2 separate regions of the Homo sapiens genome follow, and region 2 is linked to region 1. The links are chromatin loops, found by intact Hi-C in ENCODE. Cell type or tissue: PC-3. All regions are shown on one strand. Links, peaks and the distances in the headings refer to the core of each region. The heading gives the core; the rest is flanking DNA. Region 1 holds the start of LINC01339 (long intergenic non-protein coding RNA 1339). Region 2 overlaps CETN3 (centrin 3).

Region 1 (12,043 bases), core at 5,786-8,285:
AAAATAAAATCCAGTTTAGTGTCAGAAAACTTTAAACATCAAGCCATCATATTTCAAAAGATATATTGTATATATGTTTGTATGTATATAAGCAAATGCATATATACGCACTGAAAACATTTTGCAAAAACTGAGATTATATTCTGTATTCTCAGAAAGGGGAGTGTAGAGTCATTTAAAATGTCATAATTGTGAGATTTCACATCTTAAAGGATCATGTATTCTGTAATCATCAAACATTTGTCAGACTCTTGTTTTCCCCAAAAACCATGGTTTGACTAAACCCTGTAGCCTTGAAAAAGAAGTATAACATTGTATTTCTGTGTGGCTAAAAGCTTACATGACGTCTAAGTAATCTTACATTATCTATTAGTTGACAACTTAGATCTCCCTGGCTCTGAGGAAAGTGACAACTGTGGGAGTGAAGTAAGCCATTGAGATAAGAGGTTATCTAAGATCTAACTGAAGAGTGGGCCTTTTTCAGATGTACTTTATTTGTAAAGGTGGTTTACATGTAGGTGGTATCATATGCATTTTTAAAAAAGAATACCATTTTCTTCTTCCTTCTCTTCCTCTTTTACACCTTTCTGTCCCTTATCATCTTGTCTCCCTTCCATAGGGTTTTGACCTAATACTTCCTGTAGGCTATTCTATGGCTTTCCTTGGCATCAAACCTTAATGAAAATTTCCTTGGTGACTGTCTACCTATGAACTTGAGTTACTCACAATGCAGCCTATCTTTCTTTGATATTCTTCTCTGGGGGAACTGAATGAGAAGGTCTCTATTCTCTAGTTCCTTGGCCTCTGTATAATTTTGAGATTTGAAAATTTGAACTGATGTTTACCTGATCACATTCAGGAAGCTGCACTAAGAGCTCTGGTTCTTTTAAGAAAGCTTCCAGAGATTATTAGATAAATGAGCAGAATATGTCCCTGAACACTGATGCTCTTATAATAATGTGACTAAAAAAGCAAAAAGCAGCAGTCCCCTCAGTGGCGAAAGGGCTGGTTTCTTTTCTCACCTGTGCAAAGAGCAACTACAAAGCAAGACCCCTACTGGGCGGAGGGGAAAGTACTCCAATGTAAAGTACTCTTATGTACAATTCAATTACAGATGAAGAGGAACGTGAACAACGTCAAACCTAGCAAGGAGTCGAGGGAAGAAGGCAAGGATTTAGTAAAGGCTTGGAGACAAATGTGTTACAGTATTTTTTATTATATTATATTATGTTATACTATATATTATACAGTCTTCATTATTATATTATTATCAATAAAATATTATATATCACATACAATCATTTTATACAATTAAATAAGTATTTTGCCAAAAAGTATTATGATAAAACTTTATATAAATAAATGGTGGCATTATTATTGTATTATTATTCCTTCCCTCATCACCAAGTGTGCTCCTCGTACAGGAAACTTTCAAATGTAATATAGAACATACTTGCTCCAAGCATATAATTCTGATTTAAAATAGAACCAGAACTAATTGTGTAAGAGTGTGTCAATGTACAACAATGGAATTTTAGATTTATTTTAAAAGTGGAGCACAATCTGTTAATAATGTGGTCTTATTTCCATTCTTCCCCTCTTCTGTGAGAGCAAAGGCCTTGGCACTCCATTCTTGGCTTACTCATTCCCACCCATTCTACTCCTGTCATCACACCGCATTGTTCTCACCACATCTCAGCTCCATATAAGGAAAGGCATGCCTTCACTCCCACCCTACTCTGTTTGCCTTGTCACCCTGGAATATGTGTTCTGCTCCCTGTTGCTTGTCTATTCTGGTGCTTTCCCTAGTGATTGATGCTGGCTTTCTGTATTAGTCTATTTGCATGCTGCTGATAAAGACATATCCAAGACTGGGAAGAAAAAGAAGTTTGAGGCTGGGTGCGGTGACTCACGCCTGTAATCCCAGCACTTTGGGAGGCTGAAGCGGGTGTATCACAAGGTCGGGAGTTCAAGACCAGCCTGGCCAACATGGTGAAACCCTGTCTCTACTAAAAATACAAAAATTAGCCCAGCATGGTGGCAGGCGCCTGTAATCCCAGCTACTCGGGAGGTGGAGGCAGAGAATTGCTTGAATTCGGGAGGTGGAGGTTGCAGTGAGACGAGATCACGCACTCCAGCCTAGGCGACACAGCAAGACTCAGTCTCAAAAAAAAAAAAAAAAGGGAAAAAGTTTTAATTGGACTTACAGTTCCACGTGGCAGGGGAGGCCTCAGAATCATGGCAGGAGGCAAAAGGCACTTCTTACATGGCAGCATCAAGAGAAAATGAGGAAGATGCAAAAGCAGAAACCCCTGATAAAACCATCAGATCTCGTGAGACTTATTCACTACCACCAGAACACTATGGGAGAAACTGCCCCCATAATTCAAATTATCTCCCACCAGGTCCCTCCCACAACACATGGGGATTATGGGAATACAATTCAAGATGAGATTTGGGTGGGGACACAGAGTCAAACCATATCACTTTCACACATTTGATCAGTATATACAATATTTTCCAGCATTCTCATGAACTCAATTTGGTATCCGTAAACTTCCTCCCTCCTTTGTGCCTTTAATCTTTCATACCATTTCCTTCATTAGGTTTTCCCATTTAGTTTTCAAATAAAACCAATTTAACTAGCAGATCTCCAGACAAATGGCTTAGGCTTGGAGTCCACCTTGTGTCTGCACCATGCTTGTCAGAATCTTGTGAGTGGCATTTCCAAACTCAGCTCTTGAGAAATTGATAATTGCCCTTGAATTGTTAAGAAGTTAAGCATCTTAATATTGTTGAATGACTTTGGACTGATTGATAAAGTTGGGTGTATGCTGCAAATGAGGGGTGGGAGTGCTTGGCAGTTCTCCAGAGAATGTTAGATATTGGGAAGAACACAGAAGGAAACTTGATACAATTCAGGAATTTGTAGAAGGGTTATGGAACAGTGTTGGGTCCTGAATATGGTTGAATGATGTTCAAAGTTGCTCCCTACCTGGAAGGAGCCAAGAAGAAGAAGAACTTGGTTAGGTGACGGGGACAGGATATCTTTTAGTGGCTGCTATTATATCTTTGAGTGAGGGAATCAAAGGTGACTAAGACCTATCCTTAAATAGCGAATATTGTTGTATTTTTCAAAGAACGAGTGCCATCAAAGAAGCAAAGCCAAATATAAACAACTACAGTTCAAAGCACAGTTTAAGTCCAAGTGGCTAAGCAAGAGAAGGAATCTTCACAAGGAGCCAAGATTATTAACAAGCATAAACCACAGTGAAGATGGCAGGAGGGGAGGGGTTAAAAAGGGATGAGATAGGAATGACTCCAGAGCTCACAATTGGATAGCTATTACTGTTTATTCATTTACTGTAAACTTGGAAGTTAAAAGCAATTGGAGAAAACTCAGGAAGTAGAAGTTTGTAGAAGCCAATCAACATGGTTATCTGACTTTTTTCAGAAGTCAGACTGTTAAACACTTCTGTTCAACAGGGCAGAGGAAATAGAAGAGAATAATTAGAAGTTTTAGGCTTTGGAATTGGCCTGGCAGATAGAGAGTTAAAAGGGTTGAAGTGGGGTAATTAAAGAGATTAGTGAACTAAAAAGACCATGCTTAAAAAATGAATTTCTGATTTGCTGGGAAGACTAGTTACTAGGAAACAATTGCCATGATGGAGCTAAATGAAGTAGGCTGCAGTAGTATAAATTCCTACCAAAGTTCTGATGAGATATTACTTCCTCTTATTTGGAATCAACTGTCCAAAAATCACATTCAAAATAACTTGCCCCTTTTCTTTGTTTATATTTTAAAATTTTATTTCTTCTTTTATGCTGTAAAGGAAGTTTGAAGCATTAACTTTTAATTTATCTATACAATGGAATATAGCTCTGTAAGAGGTTTGAAGATATGATACATGTGAGAAATGTACCTTCTACATTATTCATGTAACAAGCTGAGCTAGAAGAAATCTTACATTCTTGATCACTGTAGGACTAGAGCAAAAATGACTGGTTAGTCCAATTTGATGCTTGCCCGGTGACATCTCTGGGGGAGGTACATGAGTGAAAACCTGGAGCCATAAATGTATCACCACGTGGCTTTAAGGTGAACTACAGCAAATCAAACTTGCGGTTTCATGTTCAATTCAACCACAGCCTGTAGACCTGGATTATTTCAAATATAAATAAAGAAAATATGTGGTAAATTTCTAATCTGTGGGCTCATTGTAACTAGCTAATCTATATGATTCGGAAATAAAGTTTGGAGCTGAACTTTCTAGAAGCTAGTCTGTGTCAACTGAATATTTTCTGGATCCTGTCTCTACAATTTCTTACAATTTAAGCCTCCAGTCTACACAAGCAGCATAATTATATTTGGACCAGAAAGCATGGTATTCTTTTCTTGCAACAAACTTTCACACGTGAATTTTAGAGCTATGAAACTGTCTTCTTGTTGTTCTCAAAATGAGTATGAGCCATAAACAAATGGACAAACTACATGTCTAAAATGCCATTTCATGGACAAGTTTTAAAATTTACCATCTGCAGCCTACGTCTGAAGGGCAAATATTGCTTATGAAAATAATGATCTTTAGAGGTCTGTTTGGTCTCTACACATAGTGGAGTAATAGCCCTTAGGCTAGAAAGTGGTAAAGATGTTAACAGTTTAAGGTGGCCTTAAGTGGCAATGGACAAATTTGGACTAATATCTATTTGTGACTATTAAGAAATCCATGACTTTTATCCATCACACACACACAAGCACACAATCAGTGTCACCCAATTAAGAACGACTCCTCTTGTGTAACTAACTAAATTCCTTTGGCTACCAAGTCTATATTTTCTGCTTGATGCAGATATCTGGTCATTCCTTCCCAGGTGCCCGCTCTTTGTGTTTTCTACAGACTTTTCATCCTCAGTGGCCACCTGGTTTATATGCCTTTTGTTTGATTCTAGCTCCCATCTCCCTCGGTTCTGAATAGTTTTGCAGAGATCAGCATATTCTATTTCTTGCTGAATGCCTCTCTTTCTCTGAGTTACATTTTTTTTTGTACTCTCATTTAATCTTTTTCTTGCCTCTCTTCTAATTAACTCCATCGTTGCCTCCTTCATTATGCTTGTAATGAGGTCACCGAGGTGTTCCGAAATTTCTGCTTTTCCCATCTGCTTCAGGGTTCCAATTAGTTTCCTTTGGAAATCTGAAGTTTTGCTTAGTAGAAGCTTCCAATAAAGCTAACTCTAGGATGGCCTCTTTTCCTTCATCAGTTCAAATGAAAACTTTCAAGATTATACAGGCTCTCAATGGTGTAAAAGGCATCATTTTCTCTAGCATAGAAATGGAGTTAGAGACAACAACAGTTGAGCTACACAGAAAATTTAAATATCTTTTGAAAGAGTGTGAAGTCTGTTCTTCCAGATTGCAAGTAGATGCAGGTGAGAAATTTCAGAAAGACACTTTTATCCACACTTGGACGTGAAGGGTATGTAGCTAACACAACAAAATGAATTTTAAAGAAAATTTGCAAATAATATATTTTAAGGAAAAAGTTTTTAAACTTTAATATCGTGCTCCTAGAGCATCATTTTCATATAGAATTTTGCAACAGACCATTTTTTTTTAGCCACTGCTATGGACTGAATTGTGTCCTCCTCTAAATTCACATGTTGAAGCCCTAACCCCTAATGTGACTGTGTTTGGAGACAGGGACTGTAAACAGGTAATAAACGTTAAGTGAGGTCATAAAGGTGGGGCTCTAATCTGAGAGAATTTTTGTCTTTATAAGAAGAGGAAGATCGACCAGAGCTCTCTCTCTCTTCTCTAGGCATGTGCTCTGAGAAAAGGTCATCTGAGGACAAAGTACCCGTCTGCAAGCCAGGAAGAGAGCCCTTGCCAGAAACTAAACCCCGCTGGAAACTTGATTTTGCGCTTTCCAGCCTCTAGAACTGTAAGAAAATACATTTCTGTTGTTTACATCACCTAAACTGTGGCATTTTGTTATGGCAGCCTGAACAGACTAATACAGCCATTACAAGTAATTCTTTTATAAGAGAGAAGCACTTGTGTAGTTTGTAAAGCAGAACCTAAGTCTGCTTTATACAGTAAAATCTTACCTATATACAATAAGAACTTCCCTAAGTTAAGAAATATAGGAGAAAATGAAACCTTCATTTGTTGCTGGTGGGAAGATAAATTGGTATAGCCACTTTGAAAACAGTTTGGTATTTGCTCAAAATGTTAAACACAGAGTTACCGTATTACCCAGCAATTTTACTACTTGGCAGATAAGCAAAAGAAATGAAGGCATACAACCACACAAAACCTTGTATATGAATGTTTATAGCAGCATTATTCCTGATAGCCAAATAGTGGAAACAACCCAAATGTCTATCAAGTGATGAATGGATAAATAAAATATGGTATACCTACACAATGAAATATTATTTGGCTATAAAAATAAATAAAGTACTGGCATGCTACAACATGGATGATCCTTGAAAACATTATGCTAAGTGAAGGAAGCAAATCACAAAACTATATGTTGTATAATTCCATTTATATAAAATGCCTAGAATAGTCAAATCCATAGAGACAGAAAGTAGATTAGTGGTTGCCTGGAGCAAGGGAGTGCAATGTTGGGGGTGATTGCTAATTAAATGGTATGTAGAATCTCTTTCTGGGAAGATGAAAATGTTCTAGAATTTAGATTGTGGTGATTGTTGTACCATCCCGTGAACATACAAAAAACACTTTAAATGGGTGAACTGTATGATGTATGAATTATATTCCAATAAAGCAATTGAAGAACTGTACATATCCTTACATATACACATACACAGAAACATACAGCAAGAAAACATAAAATATCAATAAATGTTTCATATGTGTTTTCAGCTGAGTTTCTACTCACTTCTTTCGACATATATATATATATATATATATATATATATATAATTTTGTATACTGAATATAGTTTTCAATAACCAGAAAATAAATAAATATTATAAACAAAGTAAATGTTCTAAACTCTCCTGCCCTGGGCAAGGTTGTTCTCAGAGATTTCCCAACTAATAACAATGACAAGAACAACTCCTATCCACTCAAACTCTCTTCATCTATTGTTTACTATGTGCTGCTACCTGCTGGAAAGACAAGCTAAATAAAGTATATAAGCTCCTTGAGGATAGGGACTTTATTTTTATTCACTACTGTGAATAAAGAAAACTCTCAATTTGGTGAATGAATTAAAACCACAATGAGATACCATCTCACACCAGTCAGAATGGCTATTATTAAAAAATCAAAAAATAACAGATGCTGCTGAGACTGTGGAGAAAAGGGAATGTTCATACACTATTGATGGGAATTTAAATCAGTTCAGCCACTGTGAAAGGCAGTTTGGAGATTTCTCAAAGAATTTAAAATACAACTACCATTCGACCCAGCCATCCCATTACTGGGTATATACTCAAAGGAAAATCAATTGTTCTACAAAAAAGACATACACACTTGTATGTTCATCCCAGTGCTATTCACAATAGCACCTAAGTGCCCAATGATGGTGGATTGCATAAACAAAATGCCATACATACACCCCATGGAATATTACATAGTCATAAAAAGATAAAATTACGTCCTTTGCAGCAATATGGATCCAGGCTGGAGGCCATTATTCTAAGCAAAAATCACAGGGACAGCATGTTCTTATTTAGTGGGAGCTAAACATTGAGCACACATGGACATAAAGATGGAAACAACAGATACTGGGGACTACTGGGGTTGAGGGAGAGTGTGTGAAGGGTATGGGGTAAAAAACTACCTGTAGGGTACTATGTTCACTACTGGGTGACAAGATCATCTGTACTCCAAACCTTAGTGTCATGTAATATACCCATGTAACAAGTCTGCACTTGTATCCCATGAATTTAAAATGAAAGTTGAAATTATTTAAAACAAAAAAGAAAAAAGAGATGAATGAAGACATCACTGTATTTTCTTTCAGGCAGGTCACAATCTAGTGTGGTTGTGTGGAGTGCAAAAACAGGCAGTGGTTTACTAAGCATAGATACAGGGTGCTGTGGGAACATTTAGGAGAGACACAAAACCCAGGATAGGGTATTTAGGACAGGCATCTTTCGGAAGATAATTTTTTTTTTTTTTGAGACAGAGTTTCGCTCTTGTTGCCCAAGCTAGAGTGCAATGGCACAATCTAGGCTCACTGCAACCTCTGCCTCCTGGCTTCAAGTGATTCTCCTGCCTCAGCCTCCCGAGTAGCTGTGATTACAGGCATGCGCCACCATGCCCGGCTAATTTTGTATTTTTAGTAGAGACGGGGTTTCTCCATGTTGGTCAGACTGTCATTGAAATCCCGACCCCAGTTGATCCGCCCACCTTGGTCTCCCAAAGTGCTGGGATTACAGGCATGAGCCACTGTGCCCGGCCATGGAAGATAATTTCTCAGCTGAGTCCTGAAGAATGAATTGGTAGCAGGGAGGGAAGAAATTCTAGGCAGATAGAGTAGCCTATATCCTAAGACCCAAAGATGAGCTGGTGCATAGTCCACTCAAGGGATTTCAAAAGCTGTGGTTAAGTTTGGAGTGTTGAGTGAGTGTGGGTTGTAATGAGAGATGAGGTTGGAGGAATTTCAGAGGGTATAGATAATAAATCATAAAAAGCTCTACATGGAGTGATTTTATCTTAAGGCAATGTGAATCATTAGAAGGGTTTTATTTAGAAGGTGACTCTATTATGTTTGTACTTCTCTTGGTTTTGCAGACTATGCCATTTAAGTTCCTTTATTATGGTAGGTATTTACCTACAGGCTAGCCAGGACTAAGTTCAAAATAAAAAGAGAAGACTTTTTGGGTCTTTAATTAAAAATTCTTTTTTTTTTTTTTTGAGACAGAATCTCGATCTGTCACCCAGGCTGGAGTGCAGTGGCATGATCTTGGCTCACTGCAACCTCCACCTCCCCGGTTCAAGCTCTTCTCCCGCCTCACTCTCTTGAGTAGCTGGAATTATAGGTGTGTGCCACCACACCTGGCTAATTTTGGTATTTTTAATAGAAAGGGGGTTTCACCATATTGGCCAGGCTGGTCTTGAACTCCTAATCTCAAGTGATCCGCCCACCTCGGCCTCCCAAAGTGATTAGATGACAGGCGTAAGCCACCGTGCCCCGCTGTTAATTAGAAATTCTATTGCTTATGTGGCTCTCCCAGCTTCACTTCTTACACTGTTGATGAGGAAGTTGGGGTCCTAGTTGGGCCGGTGCTCTAGACTTGGTTGGCGGGAGCAGAGAGCTATGACTGTCAACGGAACTTCACTCTGGAGAGGTTTTACTGAAGGCTGTACTTTAAAGTGATCAGAGGCTCCAGCTGGTATTTCTAGCTCTCCCTAGATCTTCCACTGAGCAGATGCAGCCTCACCTTCCCCACTCAATATAGTTTTTGGTATTTTGGAGATCCTACCTGACAGGTGACTCCTTAGTTAAAGTTATAATTACTCTGGATGATATTTTAATTTTACCTGGCATTTTAAGCGCATAATATTTAAGCCATCTCTATCACTATCTTGGGTGGTAATGACGGTATTTTCTATGTATTTTGACTGGTATAAATAATGTCTGGCTTTTAACCTTATAAGCATTGTACACAATGAACCATATTCAAAGCCAAAATTATACACAACTAACCAGAGGTGGAATCATTAAATGCTTTCATGTGGGAAGGGAAGAATTCAGTGTAGAGAATGAGTTTGAAAGCAAGCTATTGGAGTGATCCATGTGAGGAACAATAGTGGCCTGACCTGACTTGGTAAGATGGCAGAAAAGTTGAAATGGCTAATGTATGAGCAAGTAGACATGGTAATGAATATGATGATAATAAGAATAGGGAACACTTACAAATAGCTTTGGTTTGTGCCAGGCAGTGTACTATGTTCCTTACCAAGGTTATCTTATTTTCTTTCTTTAATCCTCACAGCTGACTTTGTGAGTTACAGCTCTATCACTGATTTAGACACATCCCAACGTTGACTTGCATGGTGCTCTGACTCACCTTCTGAGCAATTTTAGCCATTGTCATACTGGTTTTCTATCAGTTCTGTCAACAGGCCTTGTTGTTTCTGACTTAGGGCCTTTGTGGATGCTGTGCTCTCTGTCTGGAATGCTCTGTACTCCCAGTCCCTCCAAACCCCAACTCATAGACATTTACCTAGTTAACATCTACTTTTAGATCTCAGATCAAATACTCCTTTCTCAGAGAGGCCTTCCTTGAGCCCCAAGTTCAGGTGAAGTCCAATTTTTTCATGATTTTATAATACTACACACATTTCTTTCCAATGATAATACCAGTCGTAAACTGATGTGTACTTAAGTGTTTAGTGGAATCATTGTTATTTCCTATACTAGGTTATAAAGTCCATGGGAATAGGAACTATGCTCAGATTTCAGTTTTATTTATTTATTTATTTAGAGACAGAGTCTCAGTCTGTTACCCCAGCTAGAGTGCAGTGCTGCAATTATAGCTCACTGAAACCTCAAACTCCTAAGTTCAAATGATCCTCCCACCTCAGCCTTCTGAGTAGCTGGGACTATTCGTATGCACCACCACACCTGGCTAATTTAAAATTTTTTTTCGAGACAGGGTCTCGTCATGTTGCCCAGGATGGTCTCGAACTCCTGGCCTCAAGCAATCCCCTCGCCTTGGTCTACCAAAGCTCTGGGAATTACAGGCATGATCTACCCTGCCTGGCTTATTTATTTTTAATCATCATGATATTTCCAGAATTTATCACATTGCATGGCATGCAGTAAGCATTCAATTAATGTTACTTGGATAGATTGTAAACTTGGAGACTTTCACTTTCCCTTATTTACTTTTCAAAATCTATTAGTTTACAATAGTTTCCTTATTGTACCTATGTCATCCCTTCACAACACTCAGAGTGGCCACAAGCACTCCAACAACTTATGCACTTTAGGCTGTCTCCAGAATGATGATACTCATCATATTTCTGTGACTTCCAACTTCTATCTGCCTCCTGGATTCACTCCTTTTCCTGTTACCAGCATTGCTCCAATGAGAACAAAGACTTTTAATTTTGCAGATTCATGATCAAACATGGAGATGTGTGCTTTTGAGTTGACCATTATTCAAGTCAAAACCTGGAGCAGTTATTTTTGAGCAAAAGGATGAGGAATGATCAAAGGCTTGGAATTTTTAGTGCAAATAAGGGTTGGTTCATGCATTTTAAAGGCATGACATTCATAATATCAGAGTGCAAGATGAAATTGCTAATGTAGAGAGCAGTACAAGAAGGTAGTAAGACTTTCGGCTTCAAAGGCAGGAGAAACCAGCAACTTGATCACTTTGTCTGCTTGAGAAAAAAAAAAGAGAGAGAGACAGAAAAGGAGACATTTTGAATTGGGTTTTCAAAAAGGCAAGAAATTACAAAATTGAACCCATTTTAAGATTTTCATTATGTAAAAAAATTGTATGTATATGTGAAAGGGAAATGACAAGGTGAAATAGTTTTTTCTTTGAAGGAAACAAGATTATAGGGTGAACTATTTCTTTATTTTGTTTTGATTTACATTTATATTGTCATACGACACATATATTTTTCAAGGAACTCCAAATCTTCTTTAAAGTTTCAAGGTATAATTTACAGAGTAGATCTACTATATGTGATGTTCCATGTTACATCATTTTAGTTAATCCCAACAATGACCCTGAGAGGAAGATGTTGAGCCGGAGGCAGGAGGAATTCTTGAGTCCAGGAGTTTGAGACAAGCCTGGGCAACATTGTGAGATCTCGTCTCTACAAAAAATAAAAAGTTAGCTGGGTGCAGTAGCACACACCTATAGTCTCAGCTACTTAGGGGGCTGAGGTGGGACAATTACTTGAGTCTGGGAGGCCAAGGCTGCAGTGAGCAGTGATCATGCCACCCACTCCAGCCTGGGTGACAGAGGAAGACCTTGTTCCAAAAACAAAACAAATGAAAAAAAAATGAAAGATAAAAAATTGCTTTAGAAGTTGAACAAGTTAAAA
Region 2 (12,043 bases), core at 5,701-8,200, 98 kb before region 1:
GAGTTTAGAAGGAATAAGTATTGTGCAGATAGACCCATTTATCCTTGTGTATTATGTTTCTTAACTTGGTATCATTGTAAGTATGAAAGTTAATTTTCTTCTGAATATTTCCTTAAACAAATTGAATGAATACAATTTGAATTTTCTAACTTCTTGACTGAGAGATTTAAATTTTGGAATTTTGATTTGTTAAGGTAATTATCACTCAATTACATGTCACAGTGATGAAAATAGAAAACTGTAAGCCACAGAAATAATTTAAGTCTATGTTTTACCTATATGAAGGAACAGTCTGTGATTCACCAGGAAATAGTAGAGACACAGTTTCCAAGTACTGGTGGGCTCTTCTGCCTTGTAGAAGTGTATGTTAGGGGGAAACAAGTGGTTATGGAGATCGATCATAGAAAAAAATAGTACCTATATGGATCCTTCACTCATATCTAGTACTCGGTGTTATGGGCTCTCCCAGGAACGGAATTGAGTTGTCTATTTCAGCAATCTTTCTTTAGAATTCTTGTTTTAAATTTTTAAGTTTAAAGTGTAGTATCATTTGAGGCGCTTTAAATGTTGTGAGCCTTTTAAGAGTATTACATTAAGGGTTGTCCACTAGAAATTTAACACAAAATCAGTAGGGAATACTATAGCAGTAGTGACATTTCAAACAGTTATCTAGGAAGCAAGTGTATATTAAGTCATTCTTGTATTGCTACGAAGAAATACCCAAGACTGCATATTTTATAAAGAAAAGAAGCTTAATTGGCTTACGGTTCTGCAGGCTTTACAGGAAGCATGGTGCTTCTGCTTTTGGGGAGGCCTCAGGAAGCTTACAGTCATGGTAGAAGGCAAAGGGGGAGCAGGCACATCACATGGTGAAAACCAGAGTGAACAAGTGAGAGAAGTGCCAAGTACTTTGAAACCACCAGATCTCATGAGAACTCACTATTGTGAGGACATCTAATCACCTCCCACCAGACCTCACCTCCAGTACTGGGGATTACAATTCAACATGATATTTGAGTGGGGACAGATATACAAACTATATCAGCAGGTTAACTAGAGTAAAACTTAATTTTGAATACAAATTCAATGGTCACAGTCATTATATTCAGGGCAACAGACCTTGAAATTAAAAAATTTTTGTCGCACACTGATGAGTTCCCTCTGTCTTGATCATGAAATATATTGATTTCCAGGAAAGTGAAAAATAAAACAGTAAAAGTAAATCTAGTTTTGTGAGTCTTCTGTGACTTTATTGGAACAGTGAAGCTATTTTTTTGCCACTTTACGGATATATTGTCTTTTTTCTTTCTTTCTTTTTTTTTTTTTGTTTGGGTCAGAATCTCATTCTGTCACCCAGGTTGGAGTGCCGTGACATGATCTCGGCTCACTGCAACCTCCGCCTCCTGGGTTCAAGCGATTGTCCTGCCTCAGCCTCCCAGGTAGCTGGGATTACAGGCGCCTGCCACCATGCCCAGCTAATTTTTGTATTTTTAGTAGAGGTCGGGTTTCACCATGTTGGCCAGGCTGATCTTGAACTCTTGACCTCAGGTGATCCGCCCACCTCAGCCTCCCAAAGTGCTGGGATTACAGGCATGAGTCACCCCGCCTGGCCGTCTTTTTTGTTAATATACATAGTTTCTTCTTGGGATACTAACACATTTGTTTCTTCTCTTACTGTGGGTTAGAGAAGAGTGCTCATCTGGGCTCTTCATGTTTGTGGAAGACTTGCCTTACAGTAGGATATGAATTATTGTTGTTTCTTCTAGTATTCATAATCAGTAACTGTAGAGTGGAAAGGAAAAAATACTGACTAGTGGAGGTGGCTGTATGAAGAAAAGAGTGATTTTTTTTGTAAAAAGAGGGAGGTAAGATATTCGTCATATTTATCCTTATAATCCTACTTACCATGCAGTGGCATTTCATGATGTGAGAAAGTTATGTTACCTACTAAACTTGCTTAGTGCATTGTTACTCTGGTTTCCTGGTGAGCTTTGATGCTAGTCACTGGAAGTAAAATCTCTTAGGGATTTAATGGCGATGTGTTTTTTAAAGATTGTTTACAATGTTCTGATGACCAATGTGAAAAAAATAATTTAAAAAACCGTAGTATGTAACATTACAATTTTAACAGTGTAATATAAGGAATAGGTTACAATGGAGAACCAAAACAAAAGCAGAAAGGACACATAACTTCAGGTGGCAGCTACCACCCCTAGGCCTAGGGGACCGAGCTAGAGGTTGTGGTTACTAGACACTTTGGGGAGAGCTTCAGCAGAGCAGGGACTCAGACATTTGGGGAGGGGCCACTGGTAAGTGGTGGTAGTATAGTTAGGGAATGATGAGGCTGGTACGGGGAATGCTGAGAAAAAGCTGGAGACAAACCAAGTGTCGCTACTGGAATGAAGAGCTGTTGCTCTGGGAATGCTGGCAGGAATTACAAACAAACAGGAAACAGCAAGATTCTTTCCCTCTCCTGCCTTTATGTCTTTATCTTCTAGTCCTGCTATTAGTGGAGCCTAACAAAAATTCAGGTGGCAAAGGAGAAATGTAGTTTTCACAGTCCCAGCCCTAGTATTACACAGTTTGAGTGTAGAATAGTGGTTTGGAGTTGTGGGGAAAAAAGTAGTTCAATAACTAGCACAGCTGATTATGTATTTTATTATCTGAACCAGGTTACTTTTGAGAATGAAGGAGCTAGAGGGTAGGGGGGAGCTATTATTTAAGCTGGGATAACAGATGTAAATCAGAACTGTCCTAGGCAAATCGTAAGATTGATCTCTGGGAATAGTAACCACTGTTATTTTAGAGAAGTTACATATTTTAATCTTAATAACCTTTTGGGGTAGATACTGTAGGATTGTCTTTTACAAACATTTGGAGGGTTTAAATAACATGTTGGAGGTAATAGGTTGTAACTGAATTGGAATATGATCCCCAGCTGTTTTACTCTAGAGCCCACTCATAACTGATGCTATCTTCTTAACAATGACTTTTACGTACTCCCTCAAGATGTAATACATCAGACCTTTAAAACCACAAAACATGAAAGAGAATTTGAGCTTCAGAAGCTCAGCTGAAAAACATTCATGAAACATGTTGAAGTTAGCATGGCATTATATTATGTGCTATTCCATGTAAGTTAGTGTTTTGTGTCAGACCTCTGGAAGCTTATAATCTTAGATAACTATATAGTCATGGAGACAACACATTGAAAGAGTAGATCAGTTTGGAAAATAAATACATTAAAAATAGTGTTAAGCAAATACTTATTGAGAAAGTACACATTATTGAGTAGTGAAGACTTGTAAAAGGTTTTCATTTTGAGGGTAAAATTTAGGGAAACATTTTTCCACTTAATTTTTGTGGAGAAGATTTTATTTTAGGGACTGTTTAAAATGAAAGGAACTTTAGATTTAGAAGTGTGGTTGATAGAAGGTTGTGTGGGTGGTCTTAGGCATTAAGCCAAAGAGGAGGAGGGAGCAAGGTTTATGGACCTCAAGCTGGTAGTCTTAAAGCAAAGTTCTTGTAGGTCTCAGTTGAGGTGCATTGGTTGGAGGGGAGGGGTGGTCAGTAAAGGTCACTTTAATATTAGAATTGTGCAGAATTTGGGTTGTAAGCAGGAAATCTCAGAAGGAAATATGGCAGCCAACTGGATGAGAGCTTAGTTGCGTCTTGGAGATCTTGGAATAGATTTTCAGTTGGAATAGGTAATTTGTTTACCTTTCCTGATTCTGAATTCAGAATATACTGTAGTTAAACCATTCATTGAAAACTTCATCCTAGATGCTATGAAAAATTGCCAAATAAAATCTAAAATAAAACCAGGTTCTGGTTTATCTGAGCTTTATGATTGTATGTTAAAAGTTACCTTTGTGAGGTAAACTCTAAATACCAGGTGTTTTTATTAGTAATTTTATCTAACTGTCTACAGAAATCCAAATTACCTCTTTCATGAGAACTTTGGAAACCCATATGTCTTGTGCTATTCTGAGACTATGTAAAATATATTTTCATTATATGATGATTTTAGGAATATTACTAACATTTTATAGAATCAAACATCAGCAGGGTTACTTCCATTTTATACTTAATTAAGGATATTTTAAAATAGGTTTTCTTTATTCTATAATAAAATAAATAAGAGATAATAGAATCCCCGGAGTCCAACATTTCTGATTTAATATGCTTGTAACATTTGCCTAACACACCACTGTGCTCTCTGAAAAGGGCGATCATTTTCACTGTATGGTGTTACCTAGACTGCCTATCCCCAGGGTCTTCCAAAAGTCCATGTACGTTTGACAGCATGGAAACGTGTACTGTTGTAGAGCATAAATACTAGAGACTTATTGATGGAAGCCTATTTCTGATACGTAGCTTTTTAAAGACCACTCAATATACATAAACTAAATGTTAAGTGACAAAAATATTTTCAAATTATATTTCCTACCATTTAGGACCTCCTTAAATTTAACAGCAGGTTAAAGGTTTGGGGTTGGCTTATTTTTTAAGAAAATATACATTTTGATTGTTTTGAAAGTTTATACATTTAAGGTTTCTACCAAACAGGTAGATATAACCATACTTTCAGCAAGATTACATTTTCCTTTTTCTATTAAGATTTAAAATGTTCCATTAAATCTGAGTAGCTAGCCAAAACTGAGCTTTCCAGGAGACTTTCTATACCAGTCTTGCTGGGAGATAATTGTTGCTAATCTAAGTCCAAGGGATAGTGGGATGTTTTTCAACACTGGCAATAAAAACAAAATAACTCTTTCAAAGAGGGAGAAGCAAGATTTGGATTCTAAGAATTTTCCTTGTGAAAGAAAACTTTGTTTATATCTAATTGGTTGATTTCACTACTGTAGCAAAGATACAAGAAAAAAAACTGGGAAAGATTTTTAAAAACTAGAAAATTAACAGTCTATTTCATGTCGTTTGGGGAAAAATTAAATGACATTATGTTTGTGAAAATGTTTTGTGAATTGCAAAGTTATATTAAAATTAATTGTTATAGTTATGCTTCTTCTGTAGTTTGAATTATTGGCCTATGGGCCCAAGTGCTTATAGTTCTACAATCTGATCCTGGAAGTTCTGGGGTCTTGAGGGCCTCTAAGGAGCTGTTGGTTGTACCCAAACCTAGCTAGCTAGGATACTGCTTGGGGGTAAATTCTAAACTCAGATTAGTTTCTTTGGAGTATTCATAAACAGGTGAGCAAGGCAGTGTTCAGTCCATTTGGAGGAAATGTATTCTTAGGGAGCATGGATAAAATATATGCTATTAACATTTGGTTGAAATCAGCTTAAAAATCATGGTTTATAGTTCTACCTAAGTTATATTAAAGTCAAAGGTTTTTAAAAATTATTTTCAAAAAGCTAAACTTGATTGCTGGCAGCTATTAGGGTCTAAAGAGTTAATTCATGTGAAAAAGAGATAGAAAAGGCAAATCTTTTTAAAAGAGTTCTTAGTTTCTATTTTATTTATACTTTATGTAACATCTTTTTTTTTTCCAAAAAAGGATTGTAGCACACTTCTCCAACACAAATTCAGTAAGATTATTAAATTAGAAATAACAGATCACAAACTATATAGAAATAAGAAGAGACAAATGCAGTCAACTTCAGTTATTTGGGGTCAGATGGAGGAGTGTTCAGATCAACCATATTAAACATAGCAGAGACCTGGACAAGGCTCATCTCCCAACCAAGTAATTGCTGCTGTTTACCACTTTTGCTCTCACCTTCTCCCCCTTGTCTCCCACGAGATTAGAGAAGTGCTGAGTTAACGAGAGGCATGTCTGGTTAAAGTAGGGTTGAGAACCCAAAGGAGACCTTCCCAGCACTACAGGGGAGGGAAAACGCTAGACATCTGCTGTACTTTAATATTGTTAGTCTACAGACCAGTCAAATTGCTCCTATATAATCAAGAAATTTGTTCTAGGAACCCAGGATGAAATAAAAGGTGCATGAGGGCCTAGAGGTAAAGGAGAGCTTAATTTAGAATACAGCTTACAGTATGGATGTAGAGGTTTTCTGAAGTGTAAATTAATTCACATACTCTTTATTGGTTCAATGACATACTCCATATACTACTTACTTACTGAAAAAAATCAAGAAACATGAAATTAAAGAGATTAAGATTGCTGTAGTGTTTGACCATCTAAAAACATTGCTCAGGATTCTGATGAATTCAGTGTTGAGGAATACACCATCCATATCAATAGCTGCTTAGTTGTTCTTAAGCCTCAGGGAAACCAGAGATTTAGGGCTTATGTAGGGGAAATGTACAGGAGTCACAGGGAAATGGTGAGCGGCAGTGGGACGCTGATGCCAGAGAAAGGACTCATGGAGTGGTTATTGACCTATAGGTTCAAGAGATTTGCAGCTCTATAATCGGATCTTGGATGTTCTGGGATCTCCGGGACCTCTACAGTGTGGGAAACAGTTACAAAAAGATAGTATCATCTAAATTTCAGTTTTTGCCCCAGGCTGACACTGCTGGAACTTTCATTTTCAAGAGAGTATGGAATGAAATCTGGGTTCCATATTGTTCCAAGTTGATTATGCTTCTGGGTGGGCATCCACTGGTAGAACTGAATGGGAACACATGGTTCTGGTCTCACTTTAAGAACTCCTGTTTTATTCATGCATAGAAGTTGACACACTTTTTCCTTCCATTATATATCACTTGTTAAGGTATCACCTCATGTAACCCAACAATGAAGGGTGTATGTATCTCATGGTATTTCCATATGGTAATTGTCTTGTGAGTCTTCAATGAACAACGATTGTTCTTTCCCAGCTAAGGAGACATTTGCCTTGTATACAGGAATATATATATAGACCAATAAGAGGAATCATTAACTAGACTCTTATAATCTATGAATGTGATTTTTAAAAGCTTCATTATTTTGCATATTTAATTTTGTTAGTCTCTATCAACTAAGACTTTATGTTTTGGGGAATGTTCTTTCTAGGCAGAAGGGTTTGATTCCTGCAATTATGAATGTTACTAGGTACAAATTCACCTGCAGAAGGGATGACAGTCAATTCACAGGCCTTCTAAACTCCTTCTTTATTCATTTATTCAAGGAAGAATGGCACTTAATTACTCAAATTAAGATAGTGACTTGGAAAGAGAAAAATAGAACAAAATATATTTTCAATCTCCACCAGGGGGACCTATTGCTGCAACAAAAAAATGAATCTGAGGAAGAACATTTGTTTTACACAACAGTTACATGATATTATAGTTTTATTTTTTAAGTGTATACACCTATTTGAAAAAAAGTGCTTTTTATATTCCACATAATGGTATTTCTTGTGGTATAATTTTATTTTTACATTATATCTAGTAATTAAAATAGAAAAATAAACAAAATATGAGGTTTTCTTGATTTGTTAGTTAAGCTTTTTAAAAGTAGAATAAACTATTAAGTGAAAATATAAATTCAGTCTTTATTTGAGAAGAATTTCTGTTTAATATATCTACAAGATTACCTAAAGAAAGCAGAGAAAACTCTTTTTCATGAAAACATATCTTCCTAAATTTTGCGAATTCAGTATGTCTTATCCCCTACTCCACTGGCTTTTGTCTGGGATTTAAAGGCTTATAGTTTTTATGAAACATTTTCATACTATACTATTTATAATTACAAAATAGGTAAGTTCTATAATCACAAAGTTAGTAAATCTATCCTTTTGCCTCACTTCTAGTTGTGAGACATTCTATTTTCTGCTTTGAGATTATGCATGCTTTCTTAGCATCAAGTGCTATTTTATTTATTTATAGTCATATATATCTTAATATTCCTTATTTTTTACGGTTCAAATATTCTCTTTCTGAGAGCTGTATAATTTTCTAAATTCTAGATGTTTTTATCTGACTTATATGACTACCTCCTTTCTGAGTTCATTGATTAGAAGTGATTTATATTAATGGGTGTCAGTGGTGAAGAAAGTTTACCAACACTGTGGGACAGATATTACCATGTCCATTTCTCAGATCAGGAAATTGACGCTGAGAATGATTACGTTACTCAGTTAATGTAATGTTTTCTACCATATGATTCTAAGCCCAATATTATTAAACACACAGTTAATTTTAACACATCTCAGATATGAGCAAGCTATTGTTCTTGACATACTTCCTCAACCTAGACCAGATTAGTGAACTCATAATTTGAGTGTTAATGGGCCTTCTATCCCAGACATATTCTTCTGCGTGATAAATTCCTTGTTCTAAATAACTTATTTGGATAATTTTCCTTGTCCTGAATAAACACCAACCTACATAATACCATACTTTAGATGTAGCAAGAGATTTTTAAATATATATACTGCAATTATACATTTGGCCAAGCAAGGTTGTAATGATGCCTTTGAACTTTTGGTTACATGTACACACACATACAAACATAAACACACACACTACTTTTTTCTCCAAATAAAATTATTAACTCTACCTTATGAAGAACTGAATAAAGTTCAATAATAATGAAATAAAAATTTACATTAGACATATGAAATCACTCATATTAATGAAATGCAAAATTAAAGTACACCGAGGTACCACTTTTACTTATTCAATTATTTTTGTAATATACTCTGTTAAATGCAAGGAGGAGGGGAAATAAACCAGAATCCTTTCACTGCTGGCATTACAAATTGGTACAACTCCCACAGAGGGCAATTGGTAACATTACAAATAACTACACCACATGATCTAACAGATCTCTTGGAATTTAGCCTATGGATATACTTGTACACATGCAAAATTGTTTATGTTTAAGACTATTCATTATAGGTTTTTTATAGCGAAAATTGGAAACAAATCAAATGTCCCTTGTTGGGAGGCTAAATAATTGGAATACTATACAGCTGTTAAAAAGAATGAGCAAGAGGTCTATACTGATATGCAAAGAGCTTCAAGCAATATTAGATGAAAATGGCAAAATGCAGAACAGTCTTATAGTAATCTATTTGTGTAAAAAAGGAGGAATAAGAATATATATTTATATTTCATTTTATATACATAAAGAAACTCTTGAAGAACACATAGAGAACTAATAAAAGTGATTACCTGCTTGGGATTGGAGGCAAAGAGGCAACTGGTGACAGACAGGGGTAGGAAAGACACTTATTTTCTTTTGCTAGAATATTCTACCTATATTTTAAAAAGTGTGTGTGAGAGAGAATGAGAGAGAGGGAAAGAGAAAATGTGTAAGTCGAGTTTAAGTAGACACGTATACTTTTACTCCCTAAGATGACAGTAAAGGGATATTTTTAAAAAGGTACATACCCACAAGGACAAAAAGAATGGAGGAGAAAGAAATAGCAAAAATTTTGGAAGCTAGAAGGCAGATGAATGAATAATATTGACTCAGCAAACTTAGAAAGCCAAATTCTTTGTTGCTGACTTGGGAAAAGCTGAGAAACTTTTACACTGCAGAATATCCAGAAGGTTCAGGAATTGGCATTTCCAGGTACCTCTGAAAATGAGATTGAAAATGGGGCTAAAAATAGGAAGATTGGTTGAAAGTTTCCTTAAGAGGCCATTAAATAAATCCCCAATTGTACAGGTGGGCAACTGCCTTTACCCAACTTGATGGGGTTAGTCTCCAAAGCAGATAGAACAAAACCTCTCTGGATTGACATGCATCAAGAAGAGTAGTGGTGGTAGGGTGGGGTATTGCGGAGGTCGGGAGGAGCAATACTTGCTGAAAAAAGGGATTAATTGAACATTTGCATATTGAATATTCAGACTCCTCTCTCTAATCTTTCTTTCTCCACTTAGCTCTCAGAGTGTCCACAATAAGTCTAGGCAAAAGATGCTTCTTTGGGAAATCTGAGCAGTCAAGAGAAAAGACAACTGAAGAACCAATGAAATGACCAGCCAGAACCCCCTATAGTATAGATCACAGTTGACAGGCTCCAGGTCGCATTCAGAGCTTTCAGATAACTTTTTAGTACTGCACAAAAAGTTAAAACTCACCAAGTGAGGAAAGCTTTATTTAAAATTTTTCTTTTTGAGATGGAGTCTTGCTCTGCTGCCCAGGCTGGAGTGCAGTGGAGTGATCTTAGCTCACTGCAACCTCCACCTCCTGGGTTCAAGCAATTCTTGTGCCTCAGCCTCCCCAGTAGCTGGGATTACAGGCATGCACCACCATGGCTGGCTAATATTTGTATTTTTAGTAGAGACGTGGTTTCACCATGTTGGCCAGGCTGGTCTCAAACTCCTGGCCTGAAATGATCCCCCTGCCTTGGCCTTCCAAAGTACTAGGATTACAGGCATGAGCAACCGTGCCTGGCCATGAAGAAAACTTTTAAAATAAAAGCTAAAGACCGTAGTGGAGGGGTCATAGCTGAGTGACTAAAATGTGCTACCTTGCCCGAGGTTACATCCTTTCCCCAGAAGGAGCCCATATTCAAAGGCTGGTCTGTTAGGATGGGCCTTAATCCAATCTGACTGTTATCCTTGTAAGAAAAGATTAGTCCTGAATTGCAATGAGTACAGAGGGAGGCACCACAGATGCCTGAGCACAAAGAAAAGACCATATGAGGACACAGTGAGGGAACCATCTCCAAGCCAAAGGGAGAGGCTGCGGGAGAAACCAAACCTGCGAACACATTGATCTTGGACTTCCAGCTTCCAGAACTGTGAGAAAATAAACTTCTATTATTTAAGCCACCCAGTCTATGTTATTTTGTTATGGCAGCTCTTGAAATCTAATACATTATTAAATTGTGGAAAGATTTGGAAATAAATACCAAAAGATTAAATTTTAAAAACTGAAACACAGGTTGCTTCTGGGAAACAGAATATAAGGGCAGGGAAAGAGATTGTTGTTGTTGTTGTTTAAATAAAAGTTTATCAAACTTGTTGACTCCTTAAACTATGTTTGTTTGTTTATTTATTTATTTTGAGACAGGGTCTCATTCTGTCACTCAGGCCAAAATGCAGTAGCACAAAGACAGCTCACTGCAGCCTTGACTTCCTGGGCTCAAATGATTCTCATGCCTCAGCCTCTTGAGTAGCTGGGACCACAGGTGCGCCCCACTGGCTAGTTTTTCGATTATTTGTAGAAACAGGGTCTTACTTTGTTGCCCGGGCTGGTTTTAAACTCTTGGGCTCAAGTGATCTGCATGCATCTGCCTCCCCAAGTGCTGGGATTACAGGCATGAGCCACTGTGCCTGGCCTAAACTACGTATATTTATAATGTTGATAAAAACACAAACAAACCAAAAAGGTAGTGTCTGATAAATGAGAATTATTTCTTGTCTCTTTCATCTGGATAGTGAGGTTTCAGGTGAGACTCTCAAGCACCGTGGACATTGGGGGCTCTATAGAGGATGCCATCAATAGGGACTAATGGCACATTAGGCACTTTCTATAAATGCAGGCTACATTTAGTCTAGCTTATTAATATCCTGGTAGCTCCTTGGGACTCCTGGTTCATGGACAGGAACCTGGATTCACCAGTAACTCTTGTAGCCAAGCCACCTCTGAAAAAAACTGTGATGTAATTCCACACCTCTCTCACATCATTTGACAAGAAATATTTTACATTTGCTATGGAAGTAGTATTTCTATATTATATTTCAATATATTTTCCTTTATCTGACCTCTGTTTTATCTCCCTATGGCCCTCTCAACATTTTTACCTCAAGGAAGTTAGTGTGCTTTTGGCTGCAAGCCACAGAAAGCCAACTAGAAACTAGAAGTGTTTACCCAAAAGTAAATATTATCTCACGTGAAAAGAAACCTTGAGGTGAGTGGTTCTAGGTAGGATGTCTAGCTCAGTGACTCAATGACATTATTAAGGACCAGGTGTTTTTCTGAAGTCTCGGCTGCCATCCTTAGGGTGCTGGCTACTCTCCTCATAGCTGCAAGATGACTGCAGCAGTTGCAGGCCGTGGTCCTCATAAATAATATCCAAAGGCCGCGTGGGAGAAGCGGTCATTTGTCTTCATGTCTCTCTTTAAGAAAGTGTCAGATGCATTTGAACCAGAGCAAATCCATCTTCAATAGGGACTGCTGGG

Evidence for each region. Hi-C counts contacts between places; a loop is a spot of excess contacts. Peaks named below come from ENCODE experiments on the same cell type or tissue, not always from the same donor. Only the 100,000 strongest peaks of a DNase experiment are listed, where the experiment ranks them.
Region 2: a loop joins it to region 1, with 10 times the contacts of the local background. A loop is called at or near these places in 7 of 110 quality-filtered maps.

What each region holds. Positions count from the first base shown.
Region 1 is chr5:90,283,792-90,295,834 of GRCh38, reverse strand. It overlaps LINC01339 (long intergenic non-protein coding RNA 1339), which reads left to right and starts at 5,764. Exons shown (of 6, transcript NR_120601.1): 1 at 5,764-5,939. RefSeq lists a silencer at 1,609-1,903. In PC-3, for the core only: no CTCF peak of the experiment used is centred there; no DNase peak of the experiment used is centred there.
Region 2 is chr5:90,381,441-90,393,483 of GRCh38, reverse strand. CETN3 (centrin 3) reads left to right here. Exons shown (of 5, transcript NM_004365.4): 5 at 1-1,227. Among named protein-coding and RNA genes, the nearest start is that of CETN3, 22 kb to the left of the region's middle. In PC-3, for the core only: a CTCF peak has its summit at 7,175 (motif pointing right); no DNase peak of the experiment used is centred there.